Regions from separate parts of the Homo sapiens genome. Here region 2 is linked to region 1. Evidence: read pairs that join two places in POLR2A ChIA-PET (ENCODE). Cell type or tissue: PC-9. All regions are shown on one strand. Links, peaks and the distances in the headings refer to the core of each region. The heading gives the core; the rest is flanking DNA. Region 1 overlaps USHBP1 (USH1 protein network component harmonin binding protein 1). Region 2 overlaps NWD1 (NACHT and WD repeat domain containing 1).

What was found. ChIA-PET counts read pairs that join two places held together with the same protein. Peaks named below come from ENCODE experiments on the same cell type or tissue, not always from the same donor. Only the 100,000 strongest peaks of a DNase experiment are listed, where the experiment ranks them.
Region 2: POLR2A ChIA-PET joins it to region 1 with 10 read pairs; 2 of 35 experiments call an interaction of 5 or more read pairs at or near these places.

What each region holds. Positions count from the first base shown.
Region 1 is chr19:17,247,054-17,257,909 of GRCh38, forward strand. It overlaps USHBP1 (USH1 protein network component harmonin binding protein 1), which reads right to left. Exons shown (of 13, transcript NM_031941.4): 9 at 9,418-9,667; 10 at 8,332-8,553; 11 at 4,858-4,964; 12 at 4,529-4,651; 13 at 2,118-3,361. The coding sequence ends at 3,172. Among named protein-coding and RNA genes, the nearest start is that of NR2F6, 6.6 kb to the left of the region's middle. RefSeq lists enhancers at 749-1,698, 1,699-2,647. In PC-9, for the core only: no CTCF peak of the experiment used is centred there; a DNase peak (open chromatin) is centred at 8,298; H3K27ac peaks cover 1,335 bases.
Region 2 is chr19:16,750,330-16,761,669 of GRCh38, forward strand. It overlaps NWD1 (NACHT and WD repeat domain containing 1), which reads left to right. Exons shown (of 19, transcript NM_001007525.5): 6 at 1-82; 7 at 8,896-9,099. Among named protein-coding and RNA genes, the nearest start is that of NWD1, 36 kb to the left of the region's middle. In PC-9, for the core only: no CTCF peak of the experiment used is centred there; no DNase peak of the experiment used is centred there.

The DNA of each region.
Region 1 (10,856 bases), core at 5,857-10,856:
AGCTGGACACCAGAGCATGCAGCTGGGCCTCTGAGAGCTCTGGCCAGGACAGTGCCTTCTGCGCACCCCCTCCTCTGCCTCCCAGAGCCCTGATGAGACTTGAAGAATTGCCCTCCCTGGAGTAGGGGGAAAGATTCTTAGAGATCTTACAACACTTAAAAAGAAACTGAGGTTCTGGGAGAGCCAGGCACACCCAGCCCTGGGCCTCTCAACCTGCTCCAGGGACGTTCTGGCTGCCTGGGAGGTGGAGGAGGAGGCGTTAGTAAACACGAAAAGCAGGAAGGACTAGGATTAGACATGAGCAAGGACTTCCCGAGGTCTAGAGTCGGGTTCTGCCCACAGCCTGATGTAATCCCTGCTGGGAGAGAGGAAGGCGTGGGTGGGCAGAGACGACCCTTTGGTTCTGAGGCTGCATGGGAATGTGACTGGTAATTTGGGATGAGGGCAGGGATCCTAGGCCCCTTGCCTGGACCTGCTAGGATCTTTGGTGGGGAGCATTGGGGTGGAGGTCTCAGAAGGGATTGAAAAGAGATTTAGATGAGAGACAGGCGCTGTGGCTCACGCCTGTAATCCCAACACTTTGGGAGGCCAAGTCAGGAGGATCTCTTGAGACCAGGAGTTCAAGACCAGCCGGGGCAATAAAGTGAGACCCGTCTTGAGCCCAGGTGTTCAAGGCTGCAGTGGGTTATAATCACGTCACGTCACTCCACTCCAGCGTGAGCAAGACCCTGTCTCAAAAAAAAAAAAAAAAAGAAGAGGGAGAGAAGACTCAAGGAATCTTGAGGGGATTGTGAAGGGGAGGGAGCAAAGAACTAGGTTTGGGGGAGACAAGTCTTGCGAGGCAGCTGAGAGCTGGGTGGGAGATGGGGGAAGAAAGACCATCGCAGATCCCAGAAACTCCAGTAGTTCCAGTCCCAAAGGCTGCCCCACCCCCTTCCAGTAGCCTGGCCACCCCTGTGCCCCCTGGGGCCCGCCTGGGGGTGGATCAAGGCTCTACCCCGCCTCCCTGACCCCTGCCCGCGGCCCTGCAGTAACATTTGACCTTGCGGCGGCCGCAAACCAGGGACAAAGGGGCCTAGGCCCATCTGCTGAGGGGGCACCCGTGGGAATGGCCAGATCCTGCTGGGGCAGCCTGGGAACCTGTCTCCGTCCTCCCACATGTGACCTTGGCTCCCTTTGCCCCTCCACAGGCAACCTGGTGGGACCAGGAACTCAGGTCTTAGACTCTGGGGCTCGGCAGGGTACAGGGAAGAAATTCAGCTTCTCTGCCCCACCCCAACACGAGCAAGGTGGTCTGCCTCCATTTCCCTGCTTTCTTCAAAGTTGGCCCAAGTCCAGGGACAGCGTGTGGGTCGGAAGGTGACTAGCCCCAGCCCTCGCTGGAGGGGACTGTGCTCGCCACCATACTTCTTGTTCTGTTTCTGGGGTCAGGTTGACTGGATTCAAGTCCAGGCCGCTGACTGGCGCTGACCTCAGGCTGACGTGGTCCTGCCCTGGGAGAGGCGGTGAACACACCTGCACAGGTGAGGCCTGGAGCACCTGCCCCCAAGGCTGGGAATGAAAGTCTTTCTAATCCCTGTCTCGGGTTTCAGCTGCCACCCTGAAGGGGGACAGCTGGCCACTAATCCAAGCTTGGCTGGGTCGTTCCAAGCTCCCCTTTCCCAGACTCAGCCAGTCCTGGTGTGGAGGGGCAGGGAGATGTGACTTATGCAAATGACATGCTAATTCATTGCCTGCTATTAACCTGACACGTCCCACAGCTCCTGGGCCCCCAGGAGAAAGCTGGAACTGGCCACCATTGGCATTCATTCTGAGTTTCTCTTGAAGTACAACGCCCCCTGAGTCCCAGACTATTACCTTTGCTATGCCTGTCCCCCACCCAGAAACCCTTTACCTTATTTTATTTATTTATTTTTGAGACAGACTCTCCTATTTTGCCTAGGCTGGTCTTAAACCCCTGGGCTCAAGCAGTCCTCCTCCCTCGGCCTCCTGAGATACTGGGATTACAGGCAAGCTCGACCACATGGAGTCCAGAAACCCTTGACCTTAGCTTTGAGTTAGTAGCAACTCGTCATCCACACCCTGAATCTGAACCATTCCAGCTTCAGTCTCCCTCCTTTTTGTTTTGTTTTGTGTTTTATTTATTTATTTAGAGACAGAGTTTTGCTCTTATTGCCCGGGCACGATCTTGTTGTTGGCGCGATCTCGGTTCACTGCAACCCCCGCCTCTCAGGTTCAAGCAATTATCCTGCCTCAGTCTCCCGAGTAGCCGGGATTACAGGCATGTGCCACAACACCCAGCCAATTTTTGTATTTTTAGTAGAGACGGGGGTTTCACCATGTTGGCCAAGCTGGTCTCAAGCTCCTGACCTCAGGTGATCCTCCCCGCCTCAGCCTCCCAAAGTGCTGGGATTACAGGCATGAGTCACCACGCCTGGCCTGTTTTTTTTTTTGAGACAAGGTCTTACTCTGTGACCCAGACTGGAGTGCAGTGGCGTGATCTCAGCTCACTGCAACCTCCACTTCCCAAGCTCAAGTTACCCTCCCACTTTAGCCTCCTAAATATCTTTATAGGCACATGCCACCACGCCTGGCTAATTTTTGTATTTTTTTGTAGAAATGGGGTTTTGCCATGTTGCCCAGGCTGGTCTTGAACTCCTGGGCTCAAGTGATCTACCCACCTTGGCCTCCCAAAATGCTGGGATTACAGATGTGCACCACTGAGCCCGGCCCCCTTCAGGAAAATCTGCCAGCCAAACCCAGCATCTCCCTGGGAAGGGGCTGCCAGGAGAAGCTCTGTCCAGTCCCCATGAATCCCTCCCTGGGCTTCGGGAGACAGGCCAGTTGGAACTTCAGCTGTGGCTATGCAACCTCACGGACCCCCGAAATGCGTCAGTCCCAGGGACCTGGTCCCATAGCCCAGGTTGCTTCTGGCCTGACCCCACTGATATGAAGTTCACATTCCACTTGGTGCCAGGCCAAAGACACCTGAGTCTTTCTTCATTGCCTGGCCACACCCCATCAGGCCCTGGACACCCATGTGCACCAGCTTCCCTCACGCCAAATGTGCCCCAACATGCCAAATCATGCAACATGACATGATGTCACTCCAGGACAGTTTATGACATGCCACAGCTGTCTGGCATGTCCAGACATGGCTGGGTAAGGGGCCTACAGAAAGGTGTCCCCAAGCTGGGGAGGCGGGAGGGGAGGCCTGGGCTTCCCCAGGGCCCTTGCAGTGGCTTCGAGCACCGCCACCTCCTCGGCCTGCTGAGCCTCCATGAGTGCCATCTGCTGCTCCAACTTCCGGCGTTGCTCTTCCTGCTTCCGGTGGGCTCCTCGGAAGGCCAGGACCAGGGCGCTGGAAGGGGTGGGTGGCTGGGTCAGGAAACAGCCCCCGAGTCCACCCAAGGCAAGGGCCGTGTACTCCCACTCCCAGAATGGGGGCTCTTTCACATTGGGTCTCCAAGGGTCCCAGCTAGCTGGTCTTTTGTTGTTGTTGTTGTTGTTGTTTGAGACAGAATTTCGCGCTTGTCACCCAGGCTGGAGTGCAATGGTAAGATCTCCCCTCACTACAACCTCTGCCTCGAGGGTTCAAGTGATTCTCCTGCCTTAGCCTCCCAAGTAGCTGGGATTACAGGCGCCCACCACCACGCCCAGCTAATTTTTTTGTATTTTTTAATAGAGACAGGGTTTGACCATGTTGCCCAGACTGGTCTTGAACTCCTGACCTCAGGTGATCCGCCTGCCTCAGCCTCCCAAAGTGCTGGGATTACAGGCGTGAGCCACCATGCCCAGCCTGTTTTTTCTTGTTGTTGTTTTTTGAGATGGGGTTTCGCTCTTGTTGCCCAGGCTGGAGTGCAATGGCACAATCTCGGCTCACTGCAACCTCTGCCTCCCGGGTTCAAGCGATTCTCCTGCCTCAGCCTACCGAGTAGCTGGGATCACAGGCATGCGCCACCACGCCTGGCTAATTTTGTATTTTTAGTAGAGATGGGGTTTCTCCATGTTGGTCAGGCTGGTCTCGAACTCCCGACCTCAGGTGATCTGCCCACCTTGGCCTCCCAAAGTGCTGGGATTTCAGGCGTGAGCCACTGCGCCTGGCCCAGCCTGTTGTTTTTTTTTTTTTTTTTTTAGACAGAGTCTTGCTCTGTCACCCAAGCTGGAGTGCAGTGGTGTGATCTCTGCTCACCACAACCTCCACCTCCTGGGTTTAAGCAATTCTCCTGTCTCTCAAGTAGCTGGAATTACAGGCACGTGCAAAGACGCCTAGCTAATTTTTGTATTTTTAGTAGAGATGGGGTTTCACCACGTTGGCCAGGCTGGTCTCAAACTCCTGACCTCAAGTGATCTGCTGGCCTCAGCCTCCCAACATGCTGGGATTACAGGTGTGAGCCACCACACCTGACCGTTACTGCCTATCTTGGGGCAGTGGGGAATGCTAAGGCCCAGAGACAGCCAGGGATACTTCTGATATCCTGGTGGGGGATGGTGCCAGGGGGATTGGGGGGATGCAGAACAGTCCTACCTGTGGGCTTTGCATAAATCCCTGTTCAGCTCGGCACTCTGAGACCGTCTGGCTCGCCCCTTCTGAGCCACCTGTTCCAGCTCCCTGCGCAGAGACTGCAGCTGCTCCTGCAGGTCCAGTGTCCTGTTGCGAAGGAGAAGAGAGGGGGCTCACAGCCCCAGCCGATCCTGTTTCCCAGGTCTCCTCCTACCCACCTGCCCACAGTATTGTCATGTAAACACACCTGTACACCGGGGTACACCTTAGCTTCTACTGCAGACGACACCCCCGGGGGCTCTCACATAGGCTGCCTGCCCACCCCCCGCACAGCCCAGGACCCAGGCACACACCTGGTGAGCGATGCTGCCAGTTCCTGGGCTAACTTCTCTGGGTCCCAGGCTCTGCCCACCTGGCCACCATCAATGCCACTGGTGCCACCAGGGACAGCAGGAAGGCCCTAAGGGAGGCAGAAGACAAGAAAGTGACATTAACCTAGGCCAAGTCCGTGCTTGGCCCACACTGGACATTGGAGCTGCCCAGACAGTGGCAGCTGCTGTGCTCTCAGAGACCCACATCTGGTTCGATATACCAATAAGAGCAAAATTATACTCTGATAAGGGAAATATCCTATTTAATTAAAAAAAATTTTTTTTGAGACAGAGTCTCACTCTGCCACCCAGGCTGGAGTACAGTGGCACGATCTTGGCTGACAGCAACCTCCGCCTCCCAGGTTCAAGCGATTCTCCTGCCTCAGCCTCCCAAGTAGTTGGGATTACAGACACATGCCACCAGACCCGGCTACTTTTCGTATTTTTAGTAGAGACGGAGTTTCACCATGTTGGCCAGGCTGGTCTCGAACCTCATCTCTAAAAATAAAATTTAGGGGCCAGGTGTGGTAGCTCATGCCTGTAATCCCAGCACTTTGGGAGGCCAAGACGGGTGGATCACTTGAGGTCAGGCGTTCAAGACCAGCCTGGTCAACATGGTGAAACCCTGTCTCTACTAAAAATATAAAAATTAGTCTGGCATGGTGGCAGACCCCTGTAATTCCAGCTACTTGGGAGGCTAAGGCAGGAGAATCGCTTGAACTTGGGAGGCGGAGGTTGCAGTGAGCCAAGATCATGCCACTGCACTCCAGCCTGGGCAACAGAGTAAGATACGGTCTCAAAAAAAAAAATTAGCCAGGCATGGTGGCGGGCACCTGGAGTCCCAACTAACTGGGCGGCTGAGGCAGGAGAATCACTTGAAGCTGGGAGGCAGAGGTTGGAGTAAGCTGGGATCGCAGCACTGCACTCTAGCCTGAGCAACACAGTGAGACTCTGTCTCAAAAAAAAAAACAACAAAAAAACAAAAACAAAAACTAGAGATCCACTGGAAGTCCTTCCTCCTGTCTAATCCTTGTTTGAAATAATAATAATTTTTTTTTTGAGAAGAGTCTCGCTCTGTCGCCCAGGCTAGAGTGCACTGGCGTGATCTCAGCTCACTGCCAGCTCTGCCTCCCGGGTTCACGCCATTCTCCTGCCTCAGCCTCCCGAGTAGCTGGGACTACAGGCGCCCGCCACCATCCCCAGCTAATTTTTTGTATTTTTAGTAGAGACAGGGTTTCACCGTGTTAGCGAGGATGGTCTCGATCTCCTGACCTCGTGATCCGCCCAACTCGGCCTCCCAAAGTGCTAAGATTACAGGCTGGGATTACAGGCATGAGCCATCGTGCCCGGACAGTAATAATTTTTTTTTCTTTTTTTTTTTTTGAGACGGAGTCTCGTCGCCCAGGCTGGAGTGCAGTGGCGCAATCTCGGCTCACTGCAACCTCCACCCCTCCAGGTTTAAGCAATTCTCTGTCTCAGCCTCTGGAGTAGCTGGGATTACAGGCACGTGCCACCATGCCCAGCTAATTTTTTTGTATTTTTAGTAGAGACAGGGTTTCACCATGTTGGCCAGGCTGGTCTTGAACTCCTGACCTCATGATCCACCCGCCTCGGCCTCCCAAAGTGCTGGGATTACAGGTGTGAGCCACCGTGCCTGGCCAATAATAATTTTTTAAAAATTAGGCTGGACGTGGTGGCTCACGTCTGTAATCCCAGCACTTTGGGAGGCCGAGACGGGCGGATCAGCCTGAGGTCAGGAGTTTGAGAGCAGCCTGGCCAACATGGTGAAACCCTGTCACTACTAAAAATACAAAAATTAGCTGGGTGTGGTGGTGCACGCCTGTAATTCCAGCTACTCGGGAAGCCAAAGCAGGAGAATCGCTTGAACCTGGGACGCAGAGATTGCAGTGAGCCAAGATCGCACCACTGCACTCCAGCCTGGGTGACAGAGCAAGATCCGTTTCCCAAAAAAAAAAAAAAAGAAAAAAAAAATTAAAGGCCAGGCGCTGTGGCTCATGGCTGTAATCCCAGTACTTTGGGAGGCTGAGGTGGGCAGATCACCTGAGGTCAGGAGTTCTACACCAGCCTGGCCAACATGGTGAAACCCCATCTCTACTAAAAAATACAAAAATTGGCCAGGCACGGTGGCTCACGCCTGTAATCCCAGCACTTTGGGAGGCTGAGGCAGGTGGATCACAAGGTCAGGAGATCGAGACCATCTTGGCTAACACAATGAAACCCCGTCTCTACTAAAAAAATACAAAAAAAATTAGCCGGGTGTGGTGGCGGGCGCCTGTAGTCCCAGCTACTCGGCAGGCGGAGGCAGGAGAATGGCGTGAACCCGGGAGGCGGAGCTTGCAGTGAGCCGAGATTGCACCACTGCACTCCAGCCTGGGCTACAGAGCGACACTCTGCCTCAAAAAAAATAAAAAATAATAATAAATAAGCCGGGTGCAGTGGCTCAAGCCTGTAATCCCAACACTTTGGGAGGCTGAGGCGGGCGCATCACCTGAGGTTCAGAGTTCGAGACCAGCCTTAGTAACATGGGGAAACCTCATCTACACTAAAAATACAAAAATTAGCCGGGCGTGGTGGCGCGTGCCTGTAGTCCCAGCTACTCAGGAGGCTGAGGCAGGAGAATCACTTGAACCCAGGAGGTGGAGGTTGTGGTAAGCCAAGATCGGGCCATTGCACTCCAGCCTGGGCAACAAGAGCAAAACTCTGTCTCAAAAAAAAAAAAAAGAGATGAGGTCTCGCTGTGTGGCCCAGGCTGGAGTGAAATGACATAATCGTGGCTCGCTGAAGCCTCCAACTCCGGGTTCAAGTGATCCTCCCACCTCAGCCACCCGAGTAGCTGGGACCACTGTGATAAGGGAAATAAATAACAGGAAACCGCATCTGAAGTCACTCCAGGAGGGCTTCCTTGAGGAGGTGATGTCTAAGCTGAGATCTACAGGAGGTCGAGGACTTTATGACACAAAGAGGGAAGTGACCGGTGTTCCTGGCAGGGACACAGAATATACAAAGGCTTGGAGGTAGGAGAGATGATTTAAAGAGCTGCATTAAGGACAGGTGCGGCGACTCATGCCTGTAATCTCAGCACTTTGGGAGGTGGAGGCAGGCGAAACATTTGAGGCCAGGAGTTCGAGAGCAGCCTGGCTAACATGGTGAACTGCAACTCTACAAAACTGCATCTCTACAAAACATACAAAAAATAGCTAGATGTGGTGGTGCGTGTCTGTAATCCCAGCTACTCAGGAGGCTGAGACAGGAGAATCTCTTGAACCTGGGAGGCGGAGGTTGTGGTGAGCCGAGATTGCAACATTGCATTCCAGCCTGGGCAACAAGAGCCAAACTCCGTCTCAAAAAAAACAAAAAAAAAAAGGCTGTGATTGACAAGGGCTATGTTCTCATTAGTAAGCTACTCCCCTACCAGGTTCAGGCAGGGCAGCTCACCTGATACCACTCTTCCTCGTCCCCGCTGCTGCCACCTCCGCTGCTATGTCCGCCACTGCTGTTTGCCCCACCAGCCTGGAGCTCTGCCCGTTCCCACCGCAGCTGCTCCAGCAGGAGCACGTGAGCTGGACCCAGGGCTCGGAGGGCAGCCTCCCGCAGCTCTAGGCCCCGCTTCTCACGCCGCACCAGCTGCAGCCGAAGCATCAGGTCCGCCAGGGCCTCCTGTGGGACCAAGGAGAGGGGAGAGAATTTATGCTTCTACGGTCAACTGCAGGGAAACTGAGGCCCCAAGAGGCACCCACTGAGGACTATTCAGACAAAAACTGTGACTTTTGGCCAGGCGCAGTGGCTCATGCCTGTAATCCCAGCACTTTGGGAGGCCAAAGTGGGTGGATTACCTGAGGTCAGGAGTTCGAGACGAGCCTGGCCAACATGGTGAAAACCCGTCTCCATTAAAAATACAAAAATTAGCCAGGTGTGGTGGTGCACACCCGTAATCCCAGCTACTTGGGAGGCTGAGGCAGGAGAATCACTTGAACCCGGCAGTGGGGCAGAGGCTGCAGTGAGCCAAGATAGCGCCACAGCACTCCAGCCTGGGTGAGAGCAAGACTCCGTCTCAAAAAACAAACAAACAAACAAACAAACTAGGACCTTCACCATTCACCATGTTCTTGTGAGGTGGAAATATCTTCCTCCCATAAAAGCTACAGCTGTAGAAATGGCATTTCCTAGAGGGGCAAGTAGCTTACATAGGTCAAGTATTAGTTCTGTCAAAGCTTCTGGAGTTTCTCTAACTCCAGAACCTCAAGTTTTTCATGCCAAGCTACAAACCCAAGATTGTGTTCTTTGCTCCCATCTCTTCCCATAGGAAGGGCATTTTGGAGAGCCAGATTTGTAGTCTAATGAGAAACTGAACCCCAGAAAACAAACTCCTATTAATCCCTCAAAACCCCAGCTCCAATTCTCCCTTCACAATGCCTGCACTCAGCCCAGCAGAATTCTCCTTTGCTCCTTGGTCCCCCGACCTCAGTAAAGGATTTTGTCCCACCAAGAAAGACTGACACAGTGGCCACAGCCCATTTGTACCCTTGCGGCCACCAGGTCCTGCTGAATTTGTGTCTTCTCCAGTCGGGGAAGAGCTGGGCCAGCCTGGGTCCCCAGAATGGCCTGCACCATGGCTTCTGCACGGGGCACAGTGGGCATGGGTGCCAAGGTGGGGCCAGGCTCTGAGAGAATCTTCATTAGAGAACGGCGCTCCTGGAGACGCTGGACATAGCTTCGGAGCTGGAAAGCCACTTCCTGTGGGGTGGGCTTATCCACACTGCTGCCTTCAGGGCTATAGAAAACAGAAAAGGTGCCTATGTCAACACTGGCAGGCATAGGTGGGTTAAGTTCATGCCAATCCTGGTAGGGTCCATCACCTTCCATCTCACTGGCCACGATGGAATCTATGCCATCTTTGGTGGTCCCTGTCACACCAACATACCCCACTAGGCACCACCTTCCATCAAGACCACATGGTGGCCAGGTGCGGTGATGCATGCCTGTAACCCCAGCACTTTGGGAGGCTGAGGTGGGAGGATTGCTTGAAGCCAGAAGTTTGAGACCAGCATAGGCAACAGAGTGAGAATCCGTCTTTTTTTTTTTTTTTTTTGAGACGCAGTCTTGCTCTGTCGCCCAGGCTGGAGTGCAGTGGCATAACCTCGGCTCACTGCAAGCTCCACCTCTCGGGTTCACGCCATTCTCCTGTCTCAGCCTCCCAAGAAGGTAGGACTACAGGCGCTTGCCACCACGCCCGGCTAATTTTTTTTTTTTTTTTTGGATTTTTAGTAGAGACGAGGTTTCACCGTGTTAGCCAGGATGGTCTCGATCTCCTGACCTTGTGATCTGCCCACCTCGGCCTCCCAAAGTGCTGGGATTACAGGCGTGAGCCACCGCGCCTGGCCGAGAATCCGTCTTCATAAAAAATTAGCTGCGGCCGGGCGCAGTGCCTAACGCCTGTAATCCCAGCACTTTGGGAGGCCGAGGCAAGTGGATCACCTGAGGTCAGGAGTTCGAGACCAGCCTGACCAATATGGAGAAACCCCGTCTCTACTAAAAATTCAAAATTAGCCGGGTGTGGTAGTGGGAGCCTGTAATCCCAGCTACTCGGGAGGCTGAGGCAGGAGAATCCCTTGAACCCGGGAGGCAGAGGTTGCAGTGAGCCGAGATCGGACCATTGGACTCTAGCCTGGGCGACAAAAGTGAAACTCTGTCTCAAAAAAAAAAAAAAAAAAAAAAAAGACAGGGTCTCACTCTGTCACCCAGGCTGGAGTGCAGTGGTGCAATCTCAGCTCACTGCAGCCTCCACCTCCCAGACTCAAGGCATCCTCCCACCTCAGCCTCCCAAGTAGCTGGTACTACGCGGGCACACCACCATGCCCAGCTAATTTGTTTGTAGTTTTGGTAGAGAAGGACTTTCGCCATGTTACAAGGGCTGGTCTTGAACTACTGAGCTCAAACGATCTGCCTGCCTCGGCCTCCCA
Region 2 (11,340 bases), core at 3,594-8,593, 500 kb before region 1:
CGCACCAACTCTGCACCCGCCTGGAGCAGACACACGGGCAGCTCCTCGTGGCCCACGTGCTGGGCTACATTGTGTCTTCCCGGTAAGTCTCTGTGTTTTGAAACTCTTATTTATTTATTTATGTTTTCTTTTTTTATTTTTAGAGATGGAGGTCTGGCTATGTCACCCAGGCTGGAGTGCAGTGGTGTGATCATAGCTCACTGCAGTCTCCAACTCCCAGGCTCAAGTGATCCTCACGCCTCACCTGCTGAGTAGCTGGGACTACGGGCATGCACCACTGTGCCCAGCAAAATATAATTTTTTTATTTTTATTTTTATTTTTAGAGATAGGGGTCTGGCTCTGTCACCCAGGCTGGAGTGCAGTGGCATGATCATAGCTCACTGCAGTCTCCAACTCCCAGGCTCAAGTGATCCTCCCATCTCAGCCTGCCGAGTAGGGTAGCTGGGACTACAGGCATGCACCACTGTGCCCAGCTAAATACAGTTTTTGTTTGTCAACTATACCTCAAAAGCTGGGAAAATAAATACACACATGTAAAAGAAAGAAAGGACTGCCTACATGGTTGCTTAGCCTAGTAAAAGTCTCGGAGCTATAAATTGCAATAAACTAGGCCAGGCGTGGTGGCTCACACCTGTAATTCCAGCACTTTGGGAGGCCGAGGCGGGCGGATCACCCAAGGTTGGGAGTTGGAGACCAGCCTGACAAAACATGGAGAAACTCTGTCTCCACTAAAAATACAAAAAATTAGCCAGGCGTGGTGGTGCATGCCTGTAATCCCAGCTACTTGGGAGGCTGAGGTAGGAGAATCACTTGAATCCGGGAGGTGGAGGTTGCCGTGAGCCGAGATCACGCCATTGCACTCCAGCCTGGGCAACAAGAGCAAAACTCGATCTCAAAAAAAAAAAAAAAAATGCAATAAACTTGGGTCATGATAGTCTGGGGCCATTGCTCAGAGATGCCAGCCAGGTATGGATGAGGAGTCAAAAGTAACAAGCATATATTGCTTTTTGGATATAGCAAGAAAAAGAAAGAAAGAGAGAGAGAAAGAGGGAAGAAAGGCAGACAGGAAGGAAGGAGACAGAAAGGAAGAGTGAAAGAAGGAAAGGAAGGAAGGAAGGAGAGAGAAAGAAAGGAAGAGAGAAAGAAAGAGAAAGGAAGGAAGGAAGGAAGGGAGGAAGGAAGGAAAGAGGCCTGGCATGGTGGCTTACGCTTTTAATCGCAGCACTTTGGGAGGCCAAGGCAGGTGGATCACTTGAAGTCAGGAATTTGAGACCAGTCTGGTCAACATGGTGAAACCTCATCTCAACTAAGAATACAAAAATTAGCCCGGCATGGTGGCGGTCACCTGTAATCCCAGCTGCTTGGGAGGCTGAGGCAGGAGAATCACTTGAACCCGGGAGGCAGAGGTTGCAGTGAGCTGAGATAGTGCCACTGTGCTCCAGCCTGGGCGACAAAGGAAGACTCCATCTCAAAAAGAAAGAGAAAGAGAAGGAAGGAAGGAAGGAAGGAAGATAGTAAGAAAGAAAAAAAAAGAAGGAAAGAAGAGATAAAGGAAAGAAAGAAAGAGAAAGAGAGAAAAAGGGAAAGAAGGAAAGAGGAAAGAAGAAAGGAAGGAAAGAAAAGAAGAAGGGAAGAAGAAGAAGAAAAAGTGAAAGGAAGGAAGGAAGGAAGGAAGCAAAAGCAAAAATAACAAGCAGCAGAGAGGAAGGGGTTAATCAGAAGCACCCAAGCAGCCACACTCCCTCCTCTGAGTTTGTCCTCTGCCAATTGGCAGAGACGCCAAGGAACAAAACTTTGCCTTTACTGCAACTGGCCAACAGCAAACACTCAAAACCATCATCCAAAATGCTGGACGACATAGTTTTGCCTCTTCTCAGTTTTAGGGTTGTTTTTTTTTTTTCTCAGCCTGTGCCATTTCAGACCTTTGTCGGTTACCACAAATTCATCTAGAGGGTGGTGGTCAACCCAACGAGGAGGTCTTTCTGCCTGTTTCTTTGCCAGAAATAGAAACACATTCATGCTAGTGTAGGAAATAAGAGAATATGCTGGGTGCAGTAGCTCACTCCTGTAATGCCAGCGTTTTGGGAGGCTGAGGTGGGAGGATCACTTGAATCCAGGAGTTTGAGACCAGCCTAGACAACAGAGTGAGGCCCCTGTCTATACAACAATTTTTTTTAATTAGCTGAGCATGGTGGTGCTACTCCGGAGGCTGAGATGGGAGGATCACTTGAGCACAGGAGTTGAAGACTGCAGTAAGCCATAATTGTGCCACTGGGCTTCCTTCCAATGAAGAGTTAGGGAAATTCAAGTCTGTCTTATAGCTGACTCCAGGGGACATATCCCAGATTTCCCGACTGGCTTACACTCTATAAGAGTACAAATACGGCGTGGTGTGGTGGCTCACACCCGTAATCCCAGCACTTTGGGAGGCCAAGGTGGGAGAATTACTTGAGCCCAGGAGTTCAAGACCAGCCTGGGCAACAAAGTGAGAGCCCCTGCCTCAGTGAAAAGTAAAAATATTAGCTGGGCGTGGTGGCTCACACCTGTAGTCCCAGCTACTCGGGAGGCTGAGGCAGGAGGATTTGTTGAGCCAGGAGGTCATGGCTGCAGTGAGCTGTGATCATGCCACTGCACTCCAGTCTGGGCAACAGAGCAAGACCCTGTCTCCAAAAACAGTGCAAATAACAACTGGGGCATGTTCCAGAATAGAGGGGTGGCCCATTGGGCCATTCTGTTGAAGTTGACTTGGAGGAAGTGAGTTGTCATGGAAACTGTCATAAAAATCAGAGCAGCTTCTCCTTCCTTCTCCCTCTGGGGTCCTCTCTGCACATCAACTCCTCTTGTAGACTCTTCCTTCGGCCCCTCTGGAACTTCAGCTTGCCTTGAGCCACAGTTGGCATCAGGAGCCCATATTTCTGTGACCAGGTGCCATCTTACTGACTTTTTCTTTGGGTCCTAATTCCAAAGTACAGGGAGACAGAAATCAAATGGCCTACTTGGTCCCATATCTGGTCCAATTAGTAAAGCCAGATCTCTCACAGGGGTGGCGGGGGAGGTGGTTTATAAAGCATGATGATAAGGTGGATGATTTTGGTTGCTCCAGTTCCATGAAAATATGTTATGCTTACACATCAGATCCATGTGGCAGGATGGTGAGAGCTTTGCTCTTGGAGCAGACCTGAGATCCTTCTAGGCTAGAGGTCGTCACCTCAGGATAGTTCTCCACGCCCCCCATCCCCCCACAGGGGACACTAGACAGTGTGTCTGGAAGCATTTTTGGTTGTCATGACTGAGCAGGGTGGTGCTCCTGGTGTCTTTACTGAGTGGAGTCCAGGGATGCTGTTTAACACCCTACAGTGCAAAGGATTGTCCTACTTTAGAGAATGATCCAGCCCCAGATGTTGATAGTGCAGAGAGTAAGAAACCTTGCCTTAGCCTGAGAGACCCTATCCATTCATCCATCCATCAATCCCTCCCTCCCTCCCTCCATCATCTCTATCATCCATCCATCCATCCATCCATCCATCCATCCATCCATTCATCAATTCGACCTTTCATCCATCCATTGTCTCTATCTTCCATCCATCTATCCATCATCTCAATCCTCCATCCTTCCATCCATTCTCTCTAAATTCCATCTATCCTTCCATCCATCATCTCTATCTTCCTTTTATCCATCATCTCTATCTTCCATCTATCCATCCATCCATCCATCCATCCATCCACCCATCATCTCGATCTTCCTTCCATCCATCATCTCTATCATCCATCCATCTATTCATCTATCTATCCATCATCTTGACCTTTCATCCATCCGTCCATCATCTCTATCTTCCATCCATCTATCCATCATCTCGATCTTCCATCCTTCCGTCCATTCTCTCTAAATCCATCTATCCATCCATCCATCATCTCCATCTTCCATCCATCTATCCATCATCTCTATATTCCATCCATCCATCCACCCATCATGTCTATCTTCCATCCATCCATCCATCCACCCATTGTTTCTATCTTCTTTCCATCCATCATCTCTATCATCCATCCACCCATCATCTCTATCTTCCATCCATCTATCCATCCGTCTATCCGCCCATCATTTCTATCTTCCTCCCATCCATCATCTCTATTTTCCATCCATCCATCCATCCATCCATCCATCCATCCATCCATCCATCATCTCTATCTTCCATTCATCTATCCATCATCTCGATCTTCCATCCTTCCACCCATTCTCTCTAAAGTCCATCTATCCTTCCATCCATCATCTGTCTTCCTTTTATCCATCATCTCTATCTTCCATCCATCCATCCATCCACTCTATTCTTCCTTGCATCCATCATCTCTATCTTCCATCCATCCATCATCTCTAGCATCCATCCATCCATCCATCATCTCTATCTTCCTTCCATCCATCATCTCTATAGCCATCCATCCATCCACCCACCTATCATCTCTATCATCCATCCATCCATCCATCCATCCATCCACACATCATCTCTATCTTCCCTGCATCCATCATCTCTATCTTCCATCCATCCATCCATTCATCCACCCATCCGTCATATCTATCTATCTATGTCTATCTCTATATATCTATATATTTCTCTATGTCCCATCGATAAATATGTATAGTCTCAATCTATCTCTATCACTTCTAGTAATCTATCATTGTATCTCTCTACCATCTGTCTATACCTATCTAACTCTATATCTATCCCACATCTACAAATACATCATTTTAATCTATCCACCTATTTAAATGATCTATTTATCTATCATCTCTATTTCTATCCATCTAGTCATTTATAATCAATCAATAAATCTCTATATCTATCTCTCTATTTCTCATCTATATCGATCCTGTCTATCATTAATATCTCTCTCTCTCTTTTTTGGGGGGGGACAGGGTCTCACTCTCTTGACCCAGACTGGAGTGCACTGAAGCGATCACAGCTCGCCGCAGTCTTGACTTCTTGGGCTCAAGCGATCCTCCCATCTCAGCCCCCTCTGAGTAGCTGAGACTACAGGTGCATGCCACCACACCCAGTTATTTATTTCTTCTTTTTTTTCTTTGAGACAGAGTCTCACTCTGTTGCTTAGCCTGGAATGCAGTGGTGCAATCTCAGCTCACTGCAACCTCCGCCTCCTAGGTTCAAATGATTCTCATGTCTCAGCCTCTCAAGTAGCTGGGATTACAGGCGTGCACCACCATGCCTGGCTAATTTTTGTATCTTTAGTAGAGACAGGGTTTTGCCATATTGGCCAGGCTGGTCTCGAACTCCTGGCCTCAAATAATCTGCCACCTTGGCCTCCCAAAGTGCTAGGATTACAGGAATGAGCCACCACATCCAGCCTTATTTATTTATTTATTTATTTATTTATTTAGTAGAGATGGGGTCTCACTATGTTGCCCAGGCTGCTCTCAAACTCCTGGGCTCAAGCGATCCTCCCACCTTGGCCTCCCAAAGTGCTGGGATTACAGGCGTGAGCCACCGTACCTGGCCTATAATCTATCTCTGTATATACAGTTGGCTCTTGAACAAACTGGGAGTTAGGGGAACCAGCTGTCTCCCAACGTACCTCAAAATTGATGTATAACTTTTGACTCCCCTAAAACTTAAATACTAATAGCCTACTGTTGACCAGAAGCCTTACCAGTAACATAAATGGTCGACGAACATGTATTTCATATGTTCTATGTATTACAGACTGTATTCCTACAACAAAACAAGGTAGAGAAAAGAAAATGATAGTAAGAAAATCATAAAGGGGGGCTGGGCATGGTGGCTCATGCTTTTAATTCCAGCTACTTGGGAGGCTGAGTACGAGAATTGCTTGAACCTGGGAGGCGGAGGTTGCAGTGAGCCTAGATCACGCCATTGCACTTGAGCCTGGGTGACAGAGCAAGACTCTGCCTCAAAAAAATAGAAAATAATAAGGAAGAAAAATACATGTACTATTCATGAAGTGGAAGTGGATATCACAAAGGTCTTCATCCTTGTCATCTTCACATTGAGTAGGCAGAGGAAGAGGAGGAAGAGGGGAGGAGGAGAAGGGGACTTGGTCTTGCTGTCTCAGAGACAGCACAGGCGGAAGAAAATCCACATATAAGTGGACTCATGCAGTTCAAACCTGTGTTCTTCAAGGGTCAACTATATGTCTATCTGCCTATTTATATCTATTTATCTATCATCTGTCTATTTATCTTTATGTTTATCTATCTCTGTATCTATTGCTCTATCTCTTATTTATCTCTCCATATAATCTGTCTATCTATAATCTATATGCCTATCTATACATCTGCCTGTCTATCATGCTACCAGCATCTAGTGGGTGGAGGCTTGGGTGGAGACTGCTACACATCCTACAATAGGGGTCCCCATCCCCCAGTACCGGTACTGCTCCGTGGCCTGTTAGGAACCAGGCTGCACAGCAGGAGGTGAGCAGTGGGCGAACAAGTGAAGCTTCATCTGTATCTACAGCCACTTCTTGCTGCTCCTCATCACTCCCATTACCACCCGAGCTCCCCCTCTTGTCAGGTCAGCAGCATCATTAGATTCTCATAAGAGCACAAACCTTGTTGGGAACTGCGCATATGAGGGATCTAGGTTGCTTGAACCTTATGAGAATCTAATGCCTGATGACCTGTCACTGTCTCCCATCACCCCCAGATGGGACTGTCTACTTTCAGGAAAACAAGCTCAGGGCTCCCACTGATTCTACATGATGGGGAGTTGTAGAATTATTTCGTTATATATTGCAATGTAATAATAATAGAAATAAAGTGTGCAAGTGTGATGCACTTGATCATCCCAAAACCATCACCCCTACCCTGGTCCGCGGGAAAAAAATTGTCTTCCAAGAAACCGGTCCCTGGTGCCAAAAAGACTGGGGACTGCTGCCCTACAACACACAGGACGGTCCCCACCCTAAAAAATGATCTGACCCCAAACATCAACCATGCGAGCCCAAGAAACGCTGCACTCAGCATGCCCTGTGCCCTCTGGGAGCCTCACTTCCTCCTCCGCATGGAGGGGCTGGTTGGGAGAGCATCCATCCTCCAAGGCTACTGGAAGGACCAATGAGATCATACTCGCCAGAATAAGAGTTCAGAAAAAGAGGAACTAGTGCATTTTCTTCTTAGCCCTCAACAGTTTTGCTTTTGGCAGATGAGGAAACTGAGGCAAAGAGAAGGTACATTCCTCACCAAGGTCTCCCAGCTAGGCTCAAACGCAAGCCTGATGACCATGCACAGCCCTGTTTTGCAATTCAGGCTAGGCGGGTCCTCTGGGAGTGCCAAGTGAGGTGCCCGCTCTGAGGTTCGCATTGCTTAGGGGATGTCTTCAGGGATGAAGATAGGCTCTCAACCTAGCGGTTCACCCATGACCAGGGGCACATCTCCTAGGCTCTGTCTGATACCATATCATAGAATTTTGCAGGCCAGGTGCAGTGGCTCACGCCTAATCCCAACACTTTGGGAGGCTGAGGCAGGCAGATCACCTGAGATCAGGAGTTGAACAGCAGCCTGGCCAACATAGTGAAACCCCATCTCTACTAAAAATACAAAAATTAGCCGGGCGTGGTGGTGCACACCTGTAGTCCCAGCTACATGGGAGGCTGAGGCAGGAGAATCGCTTGAAGCCAGGAGGCAGAGATTGCAGTGAGCTGAGATGGCGCCACTGAACTCCAACCTAGGCAACAGAGTGAGACTCTGTCTCAAAAAAAAAAAAAGAATTTTGGAAAGAGTACAGTGTTGGGTATGACATTATTACCAATATGGTAACTACAAGCCACAAAAACTATGGAACACTTGAAAGGTGCTTCACACAACTCAGAAACTGAATTTAAAACTTTGAAAGATGGTTCATGCAACCAAGAAACCGCATTTTGAATTTTATTAATTTTTAACCAGTTTAACTTTATTTGTATTTATTTGTTCATGTATTTATGTATTTATTTTAGAGACAGGGCCTCACTCTTTTGCCCAGTCTGGAGTGCAGTGATGTAATCACAGCTCACTGCAGCCTCAACCTCCTGGGCTCAAGTGATCCTCCCACCTCAGCCTCTAGAGTAGCAGGGACTACAGGTGTGTGCCCCTATGCCCAGCTAATTTTTAAATTTTTTTGTAGAGATGGGGTCTCCCTTTGTTGCCTAGGCTGGTCTTGAGCTCTGGCCTCGAGCAGTCCTCCTGCCTCAGCCTCCCAAAGTGCAGGGATTACAGGTGTGAGCCACCACGCCCAGCCCAATTATCCTAATTTAAAGACAAGCCTTGGTGGGCCAGGGTGGAGTGGGGTAGGTGCAGTTGGTTTCTGCATTATTTTCCTTGAGTTACCACTTCCCTCCCTATAGTGTCTGTCTCAGACCCCTTCGAGGTTGAGGAGCGGGCCATTTATGGTTCTGTAGGTGTGCATGCAGAGGAAAAGATTGGCACTTTGGGAGACCGAGGCAGGTGGATCACGAGGTCAGGAGTTGGAGACCAGCTTGACTAACATGGTGAAACCCCGTCTCTACTAAAAATGCAAAAATTAGCCAGGCGTGGTGGCGCCTGTAGTCCCAGCTACTCAGGAGACTGAGGCAGGAGAATCGCTTGAACCCGCGAGGCGGAGGTTGCAGTGAGCCGAGATTGCACCACTGCACTCCAACCTGGGCGACAGAGTGAAACTCTGTCTCAAAAAAAAAAAAAAAAAAAAAAAAAAAATCGGAAAAGGTCTTCCTTGGTGGGTATTGCCCTAACCGTGCTTGGTACCTTGTGGGCGCTGTCCAAATGCTGATCCCAGGTGATGTGCTGGACACCGCGCGGGTGGCTGTATCCCTCCCTCTCTTGGATTCTGCATCCTCCAAATGCAGAAGACATGAGATGTGCCTCAAAGCCCCACTGGTCCTCCCTTCAGACACGGTCTCTCGGAGGCGGAGCTGAAGGATGTTTTGTCCCTGGACGACGAGGTCCTGCAGGATGTGTACCGAGATTGGACCCCGCCCAGCAAGGAGCTGCTGCGCTTCCCGCCCCTGCTGTGGGTGCGGCTTCGTCGGGATCTGGGATACTACTTGGCCCGGCGGCCCGTGGATGGCTTCACCCTCCTGGCCATTGCCCACAGGTAGGTCCAGGCAGCAGTGGCAGCGACACTGTCTGGGTGGGACCCCAAGAATGAGGACTCACTGGCCGGGGGTCTTCTCAGTATCAGATCCTTCACTTACCATTCCCAGGGAATCAAGTCCAGTTAGAACTCTGACACAATTCACTTATTTTTAAAATTGAGTTGAGGCTGGAAGCAGTGGCTCATGCCTATAATCCCAGCACTTTGTGGGGCCAGGGCAGGAGGATTGCTGGAGGCCAGGAGTTGGAGATCAGCCTGGGCAACGTAGCGAGGCCCCATCTCTACAAAAAAAATAAGAAAATTAGCTAGGTGTGTTAGCACTTTGGGAGGCTGAGGTGGCGGATCACCTGAGGTCAGGAGTTTGAGACCAGTCTGACCAACATGGTGAAACCCTGTCTCTATTAAAAATACAAAAATTAGCCAGACGCGGTGGCACGTGCCTGTAATCCCAGCTGCTCGGGAGGCTGAGGCTGGAGAATCACTTGAACCTGGGAGGCAGAGGTGGCAGTGAGCCAAGATCGCACCACTGTACTCCAGCCTGGCAACAGAGCGAGACTCCATTTCAAAAAAAAGAAAATTAGCTGGGTGTGATGGTACACACTTGTGGTCCCAGCTACTTGGGAGGCTGAGGTGGGAGGATCACTTGAGCCCAGGAGTTTGAGGCCACACTGAGCCGTGACTGTACCACTGCACTCCAGTCTGGGTGACAGAGTGAGATCCTGTTTCAAACTAAACTAAACTAGACTAAACTAAACTAAACTAAACTAAACTAGGTGAAGTTCATGAAACATAAAATTCACCATTTTATTTTATTTTATTTTATTTTATTTTATTTTATTTTATTTTATGTATTTTGAGACAGGGTCTCGCCCAGGCTGCAGTACAGTGGTTGTCATCATGGCTCACTGCAGCCTCAAACTCCTGGACTCAAGCAACCCTCCCACCTCAGCCTCCGGAGTAGCTGGAACTACAGGCATGCACCACCATGCCTGGCTAATTTTTAAATTTTTTTGTGGAGATGGGGTCTCACCACATTGCCCAGGCTGGTCTCGAGCTCCTGGGCTCAAGAGACACACCCACATCGGCCTCCCAAAGTGCTGGGATTACAGGTGTGAGCTACCATGCCTGGCCAATTCACCACATTTTATTTTATTTATTTAATTTTATTTTATTATTTTTTGAGACAGAGTCTTGCTCTGTTGCCCAGGCTAGAGTGCAGCGGCACAATCTTGGCTCACTGCAACCTCTGCCTCCCAGGTTTCAGCGATTCTCCTGCCTTAGCTTCCTGAGTAGCTAGGTTTACAAGCATGAGCCACCACACCCAGCTAATTTTTGTATTTTTAGTAGAGACGGGTTTCACCATGTTGGCCACGCTGGTCTCAAACTCCTGACCTCAGGTGATCTGCCCGCCTTGGCCTCCCAAAGTGCTGGGGTTACAGGCGTGAGCCACTGTGCCCAGTCAGAATTTTAAAGTTGACAATTGAGTGGTATTTTAGTACACTCATAATGTTGCACCCCTCACCTCTGTCTAGTTCCAGAACGTTTTCATCTCCCCAAAAGGAGACCCTGTCCCCATCAGCCGTCACTCCTCATTCCCCTTCCCTAACCCCTGGCAGCCACTCATCTGCTTCCTGTCTCTGTGGATTTGCCTGTTCTGGGCATTTCAGATCAACGAAATCTCACACTATGTGGCCTTTTGTGTCTGGCTTCTTTCACTCAGCATTATGTTCTCAGGGCTCATCCACATTGTAGCAGGGATCAGTGCTTCCTTCCTTTTCATGGCTACATAATATTTCATTGTATGGATGGACCAGGTTTTGTTTATCTTCGTCTATGGATGGACACTTGCATTGTTTCCACGTTTTTGCTGTTGTGAACATGCATGTGTAAGGTTTTGTTTGAACACCTGTTCCCTTTCTTTCTCTTTCTTTCTTTCTTTCCTTCTTTCTCTTTTTTTCCTTTTTTCTTTTTGGAGTCTCTCTCTGTTGCCCAGGCTGGAGTGCAGTGGCACCACCTCAGCTCACTGCAACCTCCACCTGGGAGGAGTGATTCTCCTGCCTCAGCCTCCCAAGAGCACACCACCACGCCCAGCTAATTTTTGTATTCTTTTTTTTAGTACAGACAGGGTTTCACCACGTTGGCCAGGCTGGTCTTGAACTCCTGACCTCAGGTGATGCACCCGCCTCAGCCTCCCAAAGTGCTGGGATCACAGGCATGAGCCACTGCACCCAGCCTGAACAC